2 separate regions of the Homo sapiens genome follow, and region 1 is linked to region 2. Evidence: chromatin loops called from intact Hi-C (ENCODE). Cell type or tissue: GM12878. All regions are shown on one strand. Each heading gives the region's core, and the rest is flanking DNA. Links, peaks and the distances in the headings are about the cores only.

Region 1 (8,332 bases), core at 113-8,112, 120 kb after region 2:
TTTCCACAACAGCAATTAACATAAATGAACAGAAGTAAAGAATTAACTCCGCAGAACACACTTTGAGGAAGATCCATCTACATAACATGTGGGACCCAGTGTGTCAAACAAAAATGTAAGGCCCTTTGTTCAAAAACTATTGGCCAGTTGCAGTGGCTCACGCCTGTCATCTCAGCACTTTGGGAGGCCAAGGCGGGTGGATCATGAGGTCAGGAGTTCGAGACCAGCCTGGCCAACATGGTGAAACCCCGTCTCTACTAAAAATACAAAAATTAGCCAGGTGTGGTGGCGGGCACCTGTAATCCCAGCTACTTGGGAGACTGAGGCAGGAGAATGGCTTGAGCCAAGGAGATGGAGGTTGCGGTGAGCCGAGATCGCGCCATTGCACTCCAACCTGGGCGACAGAGGAAGACTCCATCTCAAAAATAAAATAAAATAATAGAAATAAAATAAAATTATTAAGCACTTTGAGACAGTAACAGGAGAGCATTAAATGGAATTTGGGGGCGGAGGGCTTCTAAACTTGGGCCTTATGTGACTGAATGGGTGTTGCCCTCCTGAAGCTGGCCCTGCATTGGGGAATGTTTACAATTATAAAGAATTGTGACTGGGAAATCCAAACCAGCAGAACTGTGGGATAGAGCCAGATTGGTCACTTCCAAAGCCTTGCTATATTTTTTACAACTTCACATTCTTGCCAGAGGTTAGAGCCTTGAACTCGTAGTCCAGAGGATGGCGATGTCCATCATCCGCCAGTGTCCCCTTGGGCCCTTTTGTAGTCCTTTCCTCTCACCCCTCCCTGCTCCAGTCCCCTCCTCCAAACTTTCTCTCTCTGAAGATTGGTTCTCATTTTCTAAAATTTCATAAAAGTAGAACCAGGCAGTATGATTCTTTTGGGTCAGGCTTCTTCTGCCCAGCAAATTATTTGAAGATGTGGCTCTGTGGCATGTGGCATGTATTCAATAATTCATTGCTCTTTTTTTTTTTTTTTTTGAGTCTCACTCTGTCACCCAGGTGTAAGTACAATGGTGTGATCTCGGCTCACTGCAACCTCTGCCTCCCGGGTTTAAGTGACTCTCCCGCTTCAGCCTCCCAAGTAGCTGGGATTACAGGCACCCACCATCATGCCCAGACAATTTTTGTAAAGATGAGGTTTTACCATGTTGGCCAAGCTGGTCTTGAACTCCTGACTTCAGGTGATCCACCCTCCTTGGCCTCGAAAAGTGCTGGGATTAGAGGCATGAGCCACCGTGCCCAGCCCAGTTCATTGCTTTTTATTGCTGAGTGGTGTCCCATTGAATGGATGCTACTCAATGCATTTATCCTTGAGATTGTGTTTCCACATCTACCCATTGATGGATATGTAAGTTGTTTCCAGTTTGGAGCTCTTACAAATGAAGCTGCTATGAGCCTTCCTGGGTAAGTCTTTGTGTGGTCACATATTTTCAGTTTTGGAGGGTAAAAAGTTAACAATGGACTGTCTGGGTGGGAAGGTGGGCGTATATTTGAATTTTAAAGAAACTGCCAACTCTTTTCTCGAGTGACGGCAGCATTTCTCATTTCCGTCACAGTGTCTGCGAAGTCCGGTTCCTCCGCCTCCTCGTCAACACTGGCTGTGGCCAGGCTATTTAGTTAGCCATTCTGAAAGGAGGGCGGTGGTCACTTACTGTGGCTTGAATTTGTATTTCTTTTTCTTTTTAATTTTATTTTTCATTGAGATAAAATATACACATAAAATTTATCATCTTTACCATTTTTAATTGTACAGCTCGGTGGTAATAATTCCATTTTAACTTGTATTTCTCTAGTGACCAAAGCTGTTGAACATCTTTTCAGTGTATATCTTTGGTCCATTTTTAAAAAATTGGGTTTTTAAAAAAATGATGAATGAGTTTGGAGAACACTTTATATATGCTGCAAGCAAGTCCTTTATCAGATACTCAATTCTCTGTGGATGAAGATTCCATCACAGGCCAGGTGCAGTGGATGCAGGAGTGAAGAAAACCAGCAAAAGTGCGTGCCTGGAGGGAACTTACTGGAATAAGAGGACGGGGTACATGTGGCGGGAAAGGTAAAGGTGGAGGGGTTAGGGGATCAGGCAGACGCTGCACACCAGAGGGCTGGGTACATGCAGGGTAAAGGCTGGGTGGGGGGAGCAGGTGGCTGCTCTGAGGCATGCAGGTGGGAGGCAGGGAGCCTGGCACACGGGGATAAGGGGCCCGGCCAGTGGGAAGTTTGCTGTAGCAGCCCAGGGAGGAGCAGGAGAAGGGAGGGAAGAGGGCAGAGAGGTGACGCCCAGAGGGCTGCAGTAGGGTGCTCCAGGGCAGCTCAGGCTAGTCCCCGTAGGTAAAACCAGGCCCCTAGGGTTCCCCTGAGTGAGACGGGAGGCCCCTGGAGGGGCCGAAGCCGGGACGAGAGGATGTGTAGCCACCGGAGGCTGGGAGACCTGGAGGAGGCTGCAGCCCTGACCCCGGCTTGGCCAGGGTGGTGGGCGTGCTGGAGAAGCATGTTTGGACAGAGGTCTGTTCTGATGGATCAGAGGTGGTGTGTGAGAGAAGGAGGTCACAGTGGAGCTCAGGGCTTTGGATCAGGGCCAGTGAGGGCTCGGGGTCGTGGTGCTCTGCGGGGTTGTGGGAGGATCAGGCTTTTGCATGGAAGATCAGGAGTTTAATTCTGGACGTGCTTCATCTAGGGTAATCTATGGGACAGGAACAGAGGTGCCAGGTAGGCAGGTGATTAAGGCGTTGGGGGAGAGCAACACGTTTGGGAGTGATTAGCATAGCGACTGTTTTGAAAGGCAGGAGCTGGGTGGGATGAGAGGAGAGAGGCTTGGTGCGCTCTAGTGCTTATTGATTAATGAGAGGAAACAGCAGGGGAGACCTGAGGGACGAGGAGCAAGCGAGGAGAGGTGAGTCCTGGAGGCCAGAAAGGAGGGGTCTCTAGGAGGGAGTTGCCGAGAGCCTGCATCAGGTGCCCTGAGAAATCAAAGGAGCTGAGGACTCAGAATGGAAAGGGGCGGAGGTGGGGTGGGGGTGGGGGTGGGGTGGGGGGACTGCCTTTTTATTTAGATGGGAGAAGTTGCCAGAATGTGTGTGTGTGTGTGTGTTGATGGGAATGGAGACCCGAAGGGCAGCCCCGGTGTGAGGCACCCAGCACGGCCCGAGCTCTGACACTGGCAGCCCCTGGGCTCTGAGATTCTTTCCAACCTGTGCTCATTTTTCCAGGCCCAAGACACCGTGCCAGAGACAGCACGAGAAACAATGAAGTCCTTCAGAGGCACAAACTCCCTGCCCAACTGAGATCACTGCCTCTCTCCACCTGCAGCCCCCACATGCGCGGTCCTAGACACCCAGGCCCACACTGCACCTAATGTCCTCACTTTCCCCCCGGGGATAGTTCTTACAATTTAAGGGGAAGATGGTTCTGGGGCCGGTGCAGACTGCGGGCTGCGTCTCCACCTGTTGCCCTGCAGCTTGCCGTGTGGCCAGGCCAGAGTGGATGCTCCAGAGCCTTTGCTGAGTGAATCCAAGACTTGCTTTAAAAACAGACTTTCTTCATTTAAGCTCTGATTTGGACAAATACATCCAAGAAACAGCACACTATCAAAACGAATTTCCACACAGCAATGTAAAAACACAGCACAGAAAAATGACAACAGCCTGAGGCCAGAACAAAGACTCCTAGAAACATCTTCATACAACTTAAAATTGGGAGGCTGGGTGCGGTGGCTCATGCCTGTAATCCTAGCACTTTGGGAGGCTGAGATGGAAGGATCTCTTGAGGCCAGGAGTTTGAGATCAGCCTGGTCAACATAGTGAGATCCACCCCATCTCTTAAAAAAACAATTTTAAATTAGGAAATAAGAGAAGTCGAACTTGCCATTTAATGGTGATGAGCATGGAGGGGATACTTTTCCTCGCAGACTGTTTCATTTTCTGGCTGTGATAAAGCCAACACTTGCTTTTTCTGATCACCAGGACGGGGGTGCTCTTGCAGTGCCCACGTCAGGGGGAGTTTTTGGTGTGAGACAGCGTCCAGACTCTTCACTGAAATTCAAGTGCTGAAAGGACTTTCTAAGCCTCAGAGGGAAGTGGAGATGAGATGAGAATCTGACTTTTGCCCCAGTATTTGGCTTGCAAAGATGGAATGTTCCTTTGTGGACTCTGAGAATGCTGTATTAATGTGGAGGTAGAGCTGTTAGGGCCAACGCTAAGAGCTCCCAGTAGAGGGACAGGCTCGCTTTAGAGAAACTCTGTGTCATATGAGTTTTGTCCATGAGATGGCGGTGTCGTATCATAAAAGAAACCTTCCCTTTTAACTATTGCTCTGAAAAACCCGGTAACAACTTTTTAAAAAAAGGCATCTTGCTCCCCCATATCCTGCCTCCCTTGTCTTCTAACCTGGAGTTTTGAGAGGCTCCTGGCTTTCTTCCAACGTTTACATTACACACGTTCTCTTGAATCTAGGTGTCTGCAAAGTATGTGTTCCCTACCATTAGGGCAATGCCTTCTCTGCTGCTGTTTTGTGTCTGAGGCTAATCTTGTCTATCTGCCCTCATGAACATAATTCTGGAGAGCGGGGGGCGGGCAGAGGCTCTGCTGTGGCGTCTAGAGCTGCAGACTTCTCTGCACCCTCCGGGCCCACTGGCGGAGGTGCCCAGATGCCATCAGAGTGAGTCTTTTAGTCCCAGCACCCCTCCAGGAGCTAAGGGGGACCTCTCCTTCCCCTCTCGGGAACAGGTCCACCCTGCAACCACAGATTGCTTTTTTCTTTATTTTTTATTGTGGCCACATAACATAAAATTTGGCATTTTAACCATTTTGAAGTGTGCAGTTTAGTGGCATTAAGTACATTCACACTCTTGTGCAACCATCACCACTACCCATCTCCAAAACTCTTTTCATTTTGTAAATAAATCTCTGCACTGATTAAAGACTAGCTCCCATTCCCCCTCTCCCCAGCCCCTGGCAATCCTTATTCTACTCTCCATCTCCATGAACCTGACTCCTCTGGATACCTCGTATGAGTGGAACCACACAGTATTTATCTGTTCTGAGACCGACTTGCTTTACTGAGCATGATGTTCTCAAGGTTCATCCATGCCGTTGCACGTCTCAGGATTTCCTTCCTTTCTAAAGTTGACTCACACTGCATTGTATGGATGGACGGCCTCTTGTTTGTCCAGTCATCTGCTGATGGACGCCAGGCTGGTTGCACTCCTTGACATTGTAAATAACACTCTTATAAACATGGGAGGCAAATATCTATCCAAGACCCTGCTGTGAATTCTTTTGTGGATGTCCCAGATGGAATTGCTAGGTCAGATGATAATTCTAGGTTACATTTTTTTTTTTTTGAGACAAGGTCTCACTCTGTCGCCCAGGCTGGAGTGCAGTAGTGTGATCTCGGCTCACTGCAACCTCCACCTTCCCAGCTCAAGCAATTCTCCTGCCTTAGCCTCACAAGCAGATGGGATTACAGGTGCATGCCACCACACCCAGCTAGTTTTGTATTTTTAGTAGAGATGGGGTTTCGCCATGTTGGACAGGCTGGTCTCCAACTCCTGACCTCAGGTGATCCGCCCGCTTCAGCCTCCCAAAGTGCTGGGATTACAGGCGTGAGCCACCATGGCCGGCCTCTAGGTTACCTTTTTTGAGTAATCACTGTATAGTTTTCCGCGGCAGCTGCCCAGGGGTTCCAGTTTCTCCACATCCTCACCATCACTGTTCAGTGCATCCTTTTAAGCATTGCTAGGCACATACACCCAGGCTAACATGGAAGAAGAGCTTCCCAGCAGCTTCTTACAGTTCCTGTTGATGTGTATTAATAGGATACCTGCCTTATATTTCCCAGACATTTGGAACATTATCCCTATTAATCAACTCTCCTTCCACTTCCCTCTTTACAACATGGTCATTTTAAATAAAACTACACCAAACTCCTTGTCAGGGAAGCATTATAGAGTTATTTAGTTTCATCTTTGAAAGAAGATGAGGCATAGGAAAGGAGTAACTTTCAAATGTTAACTTATTGATTCTCTAAGCAAAATGGTGAGGTGAGTTTCATAGTCCCAGGTTTTCAGATGAGGAGAAGGAAGTCCAGAGAGGTTAGTGCTCATGTGGGCAGGAGCAGGGGTGTGAATGAATCACAGAAGATTGGCATAGATAATGGTTCATCTATATTATCAGAAAAGCCAGGCTCTGAATTTTAAGTTTTGGGTTTTTTCCCCCTCATTATAAGAATTCTACGGGGCTGGGTGTGGTGGCTCATACCTGTAATCGTAGTGCTTTGGGAGGCTGAGGCAGGAGAATCGCTTCAGGACAGGAGTTCGAGACCAGTGTAGGCAAGATATTGAGACCCCCGATTTCTACATAAAAAAAAAAATTGCTGGGGGGAGGAGCCAAGATGGCCGAATAGGAACAGCTCCGGTCTACAGCTCCCAGCGTGAGCAACGCAGAAGATGGGTGATTTCTGCATTTCCATCTGAGGTACCAGGTTCATCTCACTAGGGAGTGCCAGACAGTGGGTGCAGGTCAGTGGGTGCACGCACCGTGCGCGAGCCGAAGCAGGGCGAGGCATTGCCTCACTTGGGAAGCGCAAGGGGTCAGGGAGTTCCCTTTCCTGGTCAAAGAAAGGGGTGAAAGACGGCACCTGGAAAATCAGGTCACTCCCACCCGAATACTGTGCTTTTCCGACGGGCTTAAAAAACGGCGCACCAGGAGATTATATCCCGCACATGGCTCGGAGGGTCCTGCGCCCACGGAGTCTTGCTGATTGCTAGCACAGCAGTCTGAGATCAAACTGCAAGGCGGCAGCGAGGCTGGGGGAGGGGCACCCGCCATTGCCCAGGCTTGCTTAGGTAAACAAAGCAGCCGGGAAGCTCGAACTGGGTGGAGCCCACCACAGCTCAAGGAGGCCTGCCTGCCTCTGTAGGCTCCACCTCTGGGGGCAGGTCACAGACAAACAAAAAGACAGCAGTAACCTATGCAGACTTAAATGTCCCTGTCTGACAGCTTTGAAGAGAGCAGTGGTTCTCCCAGCACGCAGCTGGAGATCTGAGAACTGGCAGACTGCCTCCTCAAGTGGATCCCTGACCCCTGACCCCCGAGCAGCCTAACTGGGAGGCACCCCCCAGTAGGGACAGACTGACACTTCACATGGCCGGGTACTCCTCTGAGACAAAACTTCCAGAGGAACGATCAGACAGCAGCATTCGCGGTTCACGAAAAACTGCTGTTCTACAAACACCGCTGCTGATACCCAGGCAAACAGGGTCTGTAGTGGACCTCTAGCAAACTCCAACAGACCCGCAGCTGAGGGTCCTGTCTGTTAGAAGGAAAAGTAACAAACAGAAAGGACATCCACACCAAAAACCCATCTGTACATCACCATCATCAAAGACCAAAAGTAGATAAAACCACAAAGATGGGGAAAAAACAGAGCAGAAAAGCTGGAAACTCTAAAAAGCAGAGCATCTCTCCTCCTCCAAAGGAACGCAGTTCCTCACCAGCAATGGAACAAAGCTGGACGGAGAATGACTTTGACGAGTTGAGAGAAGAAGGCTTCAGACGATCAAACTACGAGCTACAGGAGGAAATTCAAACCAAAGGCAAAGAAGTTAAAAACTTTGAAAAAAATTTAGACGAATGTATAACTAGAATAACCAATGCAGAGAAGTGCTTAAAGGAGCTGATGGAGCTGAAAGTCAAGGCTCGAGAACTACGTGAAGAATGCAGAAGCCTCAGGAGCCGATGCGATCAACTGGAAGAAAGGGTATCAGTGATGGAAAATGAAATGAAGCAAGAAGGGAAGTTTAGAGAAAAAAGAATAAAAAGAAATGAACAAAGCCTCCAAGAAATATGGGACTATGTGAAAAGACCAAATCTACGTCTGATTGGTGTACCTGAAAGTGACGGGGAGAATGGAACCAAGTTGGAAAACACTCTGCAGGATATAATCCAGGAGAACTTCCCCAACCTAGCAAGGCAAGCCAACATTCAAATTCAGGAAATACAGAGAATGCCACAAAGATACTCCTCAAAAAGAGCAACTCCAAGACACATAATTGTCAGATTCACCAAAGTTGAAATGAAGGAAAAAATGTTAAGGGCAGCCAGAGAGAAAGGTCGGGTTACCCACAAAGGGAAGCCCATCAGACTAACAGCGGATCTCTTGGCAGAAACTCTACAAGCCAGAAGAGAGTGGGGGCCAATATTCAACATTCTTAAAGAAAAGAATTTTCAACCCAGAATTTCATATCCAGCCAAACTAAGCTTCGTAAGTGAAGGAGAAATAAAATACTTTACAGACAAGCAAATGCTGAGAGATTTTG
Region 2 (8,332 bases), core at 82-8,081:
TAGGTGTGATAATTATAATATAGTTGTGCTTTTTTTTAAAGAGTCATTATATTTTAGAAATACCTACTGAAATATTTTGCATGAAATGATATATCTTGTTTTACTTCAAGGTAACTGAGGGAGGGAGGAATTAGATAAACGTATATATAAATAATACATGACAATGTATTGGTAACTGTTGAATTATGTGAAGGCTATGGGAGGAATTATTATAATATTCTCTCTACTTTTTATATATTTTTCAGCTGGGCATGGTGGCTCACACCTGTAATCCCAGCACTTCGGGAGGCCCAGGTGGGCGGATCACCTGAGGTCAGGAGTTTGAAACCAGCCTGAGCAACATGGTGAAACCCCATCTCTACTACAAATACAAAAATTAGCTGGGTGTGGTGGCTTGCATCTGTAATTCCAGCTACTAGGGAGGCAGAGGAAGAAGAACTCCTTGAACCTGGGAGGTGGAGGTTGTGGTGAGCCAAAATCACATCACTGCACTTCAGCCTGGGCAAAAAAGCAAGACTCTATCTCAAATATATATATATTTTTTTTTCAATAAAAAGCTAGAAAAATTGGAGAGGTATATCAGGCTGTTCTTGCATTGCTATGAATAAAGAAAAGATGTTTAATTGGCTCATGGTTCTGCAGGCTGCAGAGGAAGATACACAGGTATCTGCTTCTGGGGAGGCCTCAGGAAGCTTCCAGTCATGGTAGAAGGTAAAGAGGGAGCAGATGTCTCACACGGTGGGAGCAGGAGCAGGGGGCGGGGAGGTGCCACACGCACTTTTAAACGACCGGATCTTGAGAGAACTCACTCACCGTCACGAGAATAGCACCAAAGGAATGGTGCTAAACCACGCATGAGATATCCTCTCCCGTGACTCAGGCCCCACCTCCAACAATGAGGATCACATTTCAACATGAGATTTGGGCGGGGACACAGATCCAAACCACCCAAACAGAGGCAATAAAGACTACCTAGTCTAACTGTCTTGACGCTGCCTGAACCCCCTTGGTGGAATGACAATTACATAAAAGCCTGAACTCATTCATTCTCCCACTCTCTTAAACTTATTATTCTTTCAAAGTTTAGTTTATTTGTTTGTTTGTTTGTTTGAGTAAACTATCATGGTGGAGAAAAGAAAGCTTAATTTCCTTGGGAACACTGTCTTGGAATGGGAAATCTTTTTGTTATATGGCATTGTAAAGCTTAAATCTTTCACATGTAAAAATTATGTAGCCCTCGTTTTTCATTTTCAGGGGAAGCATAAAGACTTCATGATCCATTTAGACTTAATTTAACCTGACATAAATAAATGCTGAAATGTTTCATTATGAGTTAAGTTGAAATATAGTCTAAATTTATTTTTTATATTCATTAATTTTAATTTTAATTTTTTTTGTTGTTGTTTTTGAGACAGAGTCTTGCTCTGTCGCCCAGGCTGGAGTGCAGTGGTGTGATCTTGGCTCATTGCAACCTCTGCCTCCTGGGTTCAAGCAATTCTCCTGCCTCAGCCTCCTGAGTAGTTGGGATTACGGGCGTGCACCATCACACCTGGCTAATTTTTGTATTTTTAGTAGATACAGGGTTTCCCATGTTGGCCAAGCTGGTCTCGAACTCCTGACCTCAAGTGCTCCGCCCACCTCTGCCTCCCAAAGTGCTGGGATTACAGGTGAGCCACCGCACCTGGCCTATAGTCTCAATTGATAAGTTAATTGTAAAACTCTGGGAATAACTCACTGTAGAAAGGTCTTCAGTATGAACTAAATTTTAAAAACTCTTTTATCTGAGCACATTGGTGTTATTTGGCTTTGCAACCATCATTCTTATTTCTCATTTACTGACTGTCGATTACATACAGGTCTAAGGGAAGAATAATGTGCCTGATTAATTAATTAAAGGCAGTTATTAAAAGAAAACAATATAATGCCAAGCATAATGGTGCCGGGTTGGACCCCTGGGCTCCTTTACCTCGGGCCCAGTAACTATCATCTATAAGCCTCAGTGTACTCAGGTGGAAAATGGAGGCAATTTCAGTCCCTACCTTCCACAAAGCTGTGAGAGATTCCATGTAATAATACATTCCTGGCACATAGAATATGCTCTACATGTACTAGCTCTTATTCATTCCTGGGATCCCTGTGTGTATTATAACGATAATATGGGCTGGGTATGGTGGCTCATGCCTGTAATTCCAGGACTTTGGGAGGCCAAGGCAAGAGGATAGCTTGAGATCAGGAGGTTGAGGCTGCAGTGAGCTAGGATTGATGCCACTGCACTCCGGCCTGGGCAACAGAGTGAGACCCTGCCACAAACAAACAAACAAACAAACAAACAAACAATCAAACAAAAAAAAGATAATACAGGCACCATGCAGCAGCTATAGAGAATGTGGAAGACACGGCCCAGGCTTCTGGTTATCATCTGAGTTGAAGAGCAAGAGCTCACTCTGCACGGCACTTGCTATGTCTGAGGTCATGTGTGACGAGGTGAGAAACTGCGTCCTGAGCGGCCTCCAGCACCAATCAGCCACACCAAGCCTGCAAGTCCCTGAAAGGAGACTTTTGTTTAAAATGAAATTCCACATGTTTCAGGGCAGGAAATTGAAATAGTGTCTCTGAAAATGATGAAAAGAAGGGATTTTAAACATGCACATATGTACATACTTTAGGTAGCAGTAAAGATACTTTTAGTCACAGAAGCTTACCAAATTTTAAGGACTGCAACATTTTTTAAAGGAGGATACCAAAAATGTGTCTGGACCTCTCCCTTTAAGTAAACGTAATTGGGAGCACCTCTTCTGGCTGAATGTGACCTTCGCATACAATTTTGTTTGCCTTTCCAACGGTTCTCAGCGTTTGTCTTTCTTAACTGCAGGAGGAGTAGGAAGCTATTGTCATTCTAGATGCCCATCGTTTGTTTTTCCAACGTCTTGTAAGAGAGAATATACTTCAGGATGGTTAATACTTACGATGTTCCCGGTTTGTAGGCTCCATCAGCTTTGCCATGTAGGTGGGGACTTCTTTTGGGAATTCTCAACATTGACCCAGTGGCCAATAATAGATATGCTGAGCATGTCTACAAATGCAGCTTTTATCATTTATGGCCAGAATATGTTTACGTTCTTTTAATATCTGGTTGATTCCTAGTGAAAAGCATTTTATGCATATGTGAATGCAAAACATAACAAAAAAGTGTATAATGCAATCCACTCATTAAAAGAAAGCCCAGCTGAAGTAAGAACAGGAACAGGTCTATGTCCTTGGCAAGTTTGCCAACCTTCCCATTAAGGAATCTCTTCGGATTACGTTTTAGTTCGAAATCTTAAATGCTGATTCGGGGACATGTCACACAAGTTGTTAGAGAAAGCGTTGGTTTTATTATTCAAAGAATATTGAGTTTTGGAAATGACACATAGACACAAATGACACAAATGACAATTGACCAACTAGTTTGCCTTGCATTTTTTTTTTTTTTTTTTTTGAGACGGACTTTTTCACTCCTGTTGCCCAGGCTGGAGTGCAATGGCACTATCTCAGCTCACTGCAACCTCCGCCTCCCTGGTTCAAGCGATTCTCTTGCCTCAGCCTCCCGAGTAGCTGGGATTACAGGCATGCGCCACCACACGCGGCCAATTTTGTATTTTTAGTAAAGACGGGGTTTCTCCACGCTGGTCAGGCTGGTCTCGAACTCCTGACCCCAGGCGATCCGCCCGCCTCAGCCTCCCAAAGTTCTGGGACTACAGGCATGAGCCACCGCGCCCGGCTGCCTTGCATTTTTATTTTAATTTTGTAAAATGTATTAAAACGTAGATGATGTTAATTGCCAATTATTATCTCTTTTCATTTTCTAAAGTGGTTGACGCTGCTGTCGAAGTTGGATGATATTGCTCACGGAGGAGGCTTCTGAGAAGGGCATAAATGGGTTTTAAAAAAGCAGTGAATTGGAATGGGAATGGCAGATAAAGAGAAACACATTTTCTGCATTTTCTAATGATTACTCACATAGTTGAGCCTTGCACGTTATATTTATTAGAACGACCACCCCCCATTTAGTTTTCCTTTGAAGAGTCTTTCTTGTAAACCGTGGGTGCGTGTGTGTTTGCGTCCCGATCTGCCAGGGCTGGGCGCCAAGTGCAAAGTGCGCAGCCGCGAAGTGGAGTCGGCGCCGGCGGGAGCGCGGGGCTCAGGGCCAGGGCCCGCCTCCAGGGGGCGGTGTGCGCCCCCGGCGCTGGAGCAGCCGCGTTTCGGGGACCCGGGCAGGCGTGGGGGGCTGCGCTGAGCTCCAGGCCTCCTGCAGGTAGGGATGCTTTGCTGACAGATTCGGGCGTCCTCCCCTGAACGAATGTCCTGGCGGGGCGTGCCCAGCCACCATCCAGCTTCAGAGGCAATGGCCGGGCGTCGTGAGAAGGGGAGGGAGAAGGAAGCGGAAGAGAGAGAGTTGGAAAGACTAGAGGAAGAGGTGGCCACGTCTTTTGCCATCCCAGCTTTAAACTGCAGTGTTTAAGGCCTCGTCTGCCCTGCTAAGGTCACCGAACTTTTTACTTTATGTGAAAAGTGCTTCCCAAGGGAGGCACAGGGACTCCGGTTCTGAAACCGATTAATGGTCTTAGAGCCCCCAGTAAGCCGTTACCAAAGTGTCCGGGTCACAGTTGCAGAGGAAGTGAGAAGCGTGTTCGACCTCATTTGAAACGGCTTCACAGAGGGTAAACCTCAAGTTGATTTTGTAAAAAGGAAAGCCTGTGGTTTGGCCGAGAAGAATAAATAATATATTCTAGATCCACGTGTAGTGACTTGGTTTGGGAAAAAAGAATCCACAGGGAGAGGAACAGCGCAGAGGGTTCTGTGGTCTATCGCCCAGGCTGGCTTGCAGAGAACGGAATTCAATCTAGTTAGTTTAAGCAGAAAGGGATTTGCGGCAGGATATTAAGTGGTTTACAGACTCTTTGGGAAGACTGAAGGATCAGATTCCAGACTGATCTTTTAAGAACACGACCCAAAGCCACCCTGAAGAACTAAAGAATCTAATGCCCCTCCTCGAATTCAGCAGACACCAGTGGCGTAGGGAAACGGTGGCCACAGCTGCTAGCCCCAGAACCATGCCACCTGCCCGGGTCGGAAACCACCATGACAGGCAATTGATATAGTCAAGAAACTCCCCCAAGCCGAAAGCTACTGCTAGTGCTGCCAACTCTAAAACCGTGACACCCCTGGCATAACCCACACCAGCAAATAGGTTCCCTGGGCAGTGCTTTTTAATACTCCACAAAGCCAGTAAGTAGACACTGAGACCTCTCCTCCCGCTTTCAGAGCGAAACCAGGTACCTTCACAATGGTGCTTGTCAGCAGAATATTAGAAACATGCCTTCCTAATCTCGCACTAATTCTCCTGAATAGTGGAATCTAAATCACCGTAGAACCCTAGATGCAAGGGAGTTGGGGAAATATAGTAAAAACTCCAGCGTCCCAGCTCCTACAATACATGAAGGCATGCTAGGATGATGTCAGCATGGTTGCTGGTGACTCAATCCGCAGTTCCCATCACAGTCCTCCACCTGGTTACTCAACTCCCATGCACTCCTCTCTTCTCATACGTACACTTCCAAATGGCAATGATTCCCCCTGCAGTAAAACATGGAACTCACTTTCTTCCCAAAATGGGGAAGTGCCATGAGCCACTGCATCCTGCTGTCACGGAGGTTCTATGTTCTAGATTCTGTCCTGGTGTTCATTCGAGTTCAGTCATAATCCTCCCTTGATATCTTATAACCCGTAGACCTAATTATAAAGTCACATCTTATATAAAACACATCCAATATAAAATGTTAAGGGAAACGGGGAGGACAAATATAAATTGACTAGGATAGAGAAAAGAAGGAAAACAATGCTATTACAGTCCTCATTTTTCCAAGGCTTGTGAGTCTGAGGTTGGACTGTTGAGCATCCTTGCTTTATCCTGGCATGTATTTCCTTTCACCATATCCGGCGCCTCTGCTGGTTAGTGCTCTTTATCTAGTGGAGCAATCTAAGTCTTTTTTCCTGAGAGGTCCTATTTCTGTGTGGTCTTTCTTGTATTGAGATGCTGTAGTCTTCCACCAACTCTGTGATTGGACATACAGCCTTGCCTATGATTTTCCTTGAGGGGTTCTGCAGTGGCATATTCTGGCAGTGGTATGTTCAGTCTTACATTTTTAAAATAAGACCTAACATTTTAAAATAAGACACCATCGTATCCTGATTGGCTATGGATGCTTCCAGCACTATTAGATCTGTTACGGATCCAAGTGGTGGTAAAGCTGCTTGCACATGGCCTGAAATTTTTGTTTTTGTTTTTTAAGACAGTCTCTCTCTGTCACCCAGGCTGGAGTGGCACAGTGGTGCAACCATACCTCACTGCAGCCTTCAACTCCTGGGGCTCAAGAAATCCTCTTGCCTCAGCATCCTGAGAAGCTAGGACTATAGGTGTATGCCACCATGCACCCAGCTAATTAAAAAAAATTTTTTTTGAGACAGAGTCATGGTTTTTTTTTGCCCAGGCTTGTCTTGAACTTCTGGGTTCAAGCGATCCTACTGCCTTGGCCCTCACAAAGTGCTGGGATTATAGGCATGAGCTACCATGCCTGGCCTGCCCTGGGATTTTCTCAAAGCTGGCAGACTAATGGGTTATTCAGAATATGGGTCAGAGCTGCACACACACCCACATACACACACACACACACACACACACACACACAGTACATATTGGTTCCCCAATCCAGAGTCGTATCAAGTGCTATAGCTCTTTATTAGCAGTAGGGGGTGCAAGATTCAGAGAGATATCCCATCGCTCACCAGATCACTGGGCACAGCAATTCTGCTGAGAGAGCAGGTTCTTGAATTCTTGTGACACAACATTCCACTCTTTGGCACACATGTAGGCACATAATGTACTTGTTTCCGCTCACTAGGTGCAATAAGAATCGTATTACTAATGTGGTGTCCTCTGGAATGGTCACATGAACACAGTTCCCTGCAGATGTAATTGGGAGAGAAGGCACAGTCCTGACACAGGGTAAGACTGTGGAGGTGTATTGCTGTCCCTACCAGGTAAAATAATATTGCTTCTGGTGGTTTTATTGGGAAAGAGACAACACATTTACCAAACTGATAGCTGCATATTGGGTGCTGGGGGCTGTGTTGATTTGCTACAGTCATAAAACTATGTCTAGAACAAAAGCTGCAATGGAAGCCATCTATTGACTAAATTAACAGTGAACCCTTATTATCCTCCAACAGCCATATGTGTTCTACATAGGTGAAGCAGGGGAGTTAAGTGGCCGTAATAGGAAATGTCATCTCTACATCTTTTTTGTTTGTTTGTTTTGTTTTTTTTTTTAGACAGAGTCTTACTCTGTCGCCCAGGCTGGGGGGCAGTGGCGTGATCTTGGCTCACTACAAGCTCTGCCTCCTGGGTTCATCCCATTCTCCTCCTCAGCCTCCCGAGTAGCTGGAACTACAAGTGCCCGCCACCAAGCCCGGCTAATTTTTTGTATTTTTAGTAGAGACAGGGTTTCACTGTGTTAGCCAGGATGGTCTTGATCTCCTGACCTCATGATCCACCTGCCTCGGCCTCCCAAAGTGCTGGGATTACAGGCATGAGCCACCACGCCCGGCCATCTCTACATCTTTCAAGTCTTTGGCAGTTCATTCAGGGATGTGATGTTGCTTTTGATAACTCTTGATAGGAAGAAGTGGTTCCAGGGTTTTCCACTTGCTCCTTCTTACCTAAATAGTCCTCACTTCCTGGGCCAGGGATGAGTGTGGGGATTCTGTAGCTGGGTGTTTCTGCATACATTCATAGAGTTTCTGCATAGAGAGTGCTCTGCATTCAGAAACCCAGGAAATGCTACAGGATAAGTTTATAGACCTACAAGGTACATCATGAGAAGCACGTGAGCCAAAACTCCACTTATCACTTGACTCCTATAACCCCAACTCTGAAAGCAGAGTTCAAGCAACTGTTGCGTCACCTCTTGCTACAGAGCACCAGGGTCCCACCTTCTGATGTGAATGAGACCTCCTGTGCTTCAAGCCCAGCCAAGTCAGATAACTTAGTGGTCTTCAAATTTTTTTCTGCATACACTCCTGAAGACAATTTAGAAAAAATTTAGAAAAATAATGTACCCTTCACCCACTTTTTTTTTTTCTGAGATGGAGTCTCACTTTGTTGCCAGGATAGAGTGCAGTGGCAGGATCTTGGCTTACTGCAACCTCTGCCTCCTGGGTTCGAGCAATTCCCCTGCCTCAGCCTCCCAAGTAGCTGGGACTACAGGCATGCGCCACCACTCCTGGCTAATTT

Evidence for each region. Hi-C counts contacts between places; a loop is a spot of excess contacts. Peaks named below come from ENCODE experiments on the same cell type or tissue, not always from the same donor. Only the 100,000 strongest peaks of a DNase experiment are listed, where the experiment ranks them.
Region 1: a loop joins it to region 2, with 2.6 times the contacts of the local background. A loop is called at or near these places in 1 of 110 quality-filtered maps.

The regions. Positions count from the first base shown.
Region 1 is chr6:1,432,809-1,441,140 of GRCh38, reverse strand. No RefSeq gene overlaps it. Among named protein-coding and RNA genes, the nearest start is that of MIR6720, 47 kb to the right of the region's middle. RefSeq lists enhancers at 2,870-3,834, 6,712-7,382. In GM12878, for the core only: a CTCF peak has its summit at 4,265 (motif pointing right); a DNase peak (open chromatin) is centred at 4,260; H3K27me3 peaks cover 424 bases.
Region 2 is chr6:1,551,094-1,559,425 of GRCh38, reverse strand. LOC102723944 (a long non-coding RNA gene) reads left to right here and starts at 4,200. Exons shown (of 7, transcript XR_427861.4): 1 at 4,200-4,294; 2 at 6,942-7,080. LOC107986555 (a long non-coding RNA gene) reads left to right here. Exons shown (of 2, transcript XR_007059403.1): 2 at 246-568. In GM12878, for the core only: CTCF peaks have their summits at 4,190 (motif pointing right) and 6,777 (motif pointing right); a DNase peak (open chromatin) is centred at 4,595; H3K27ac peaks cover 612 bases; H3K27me3 peaks cover 202 bases.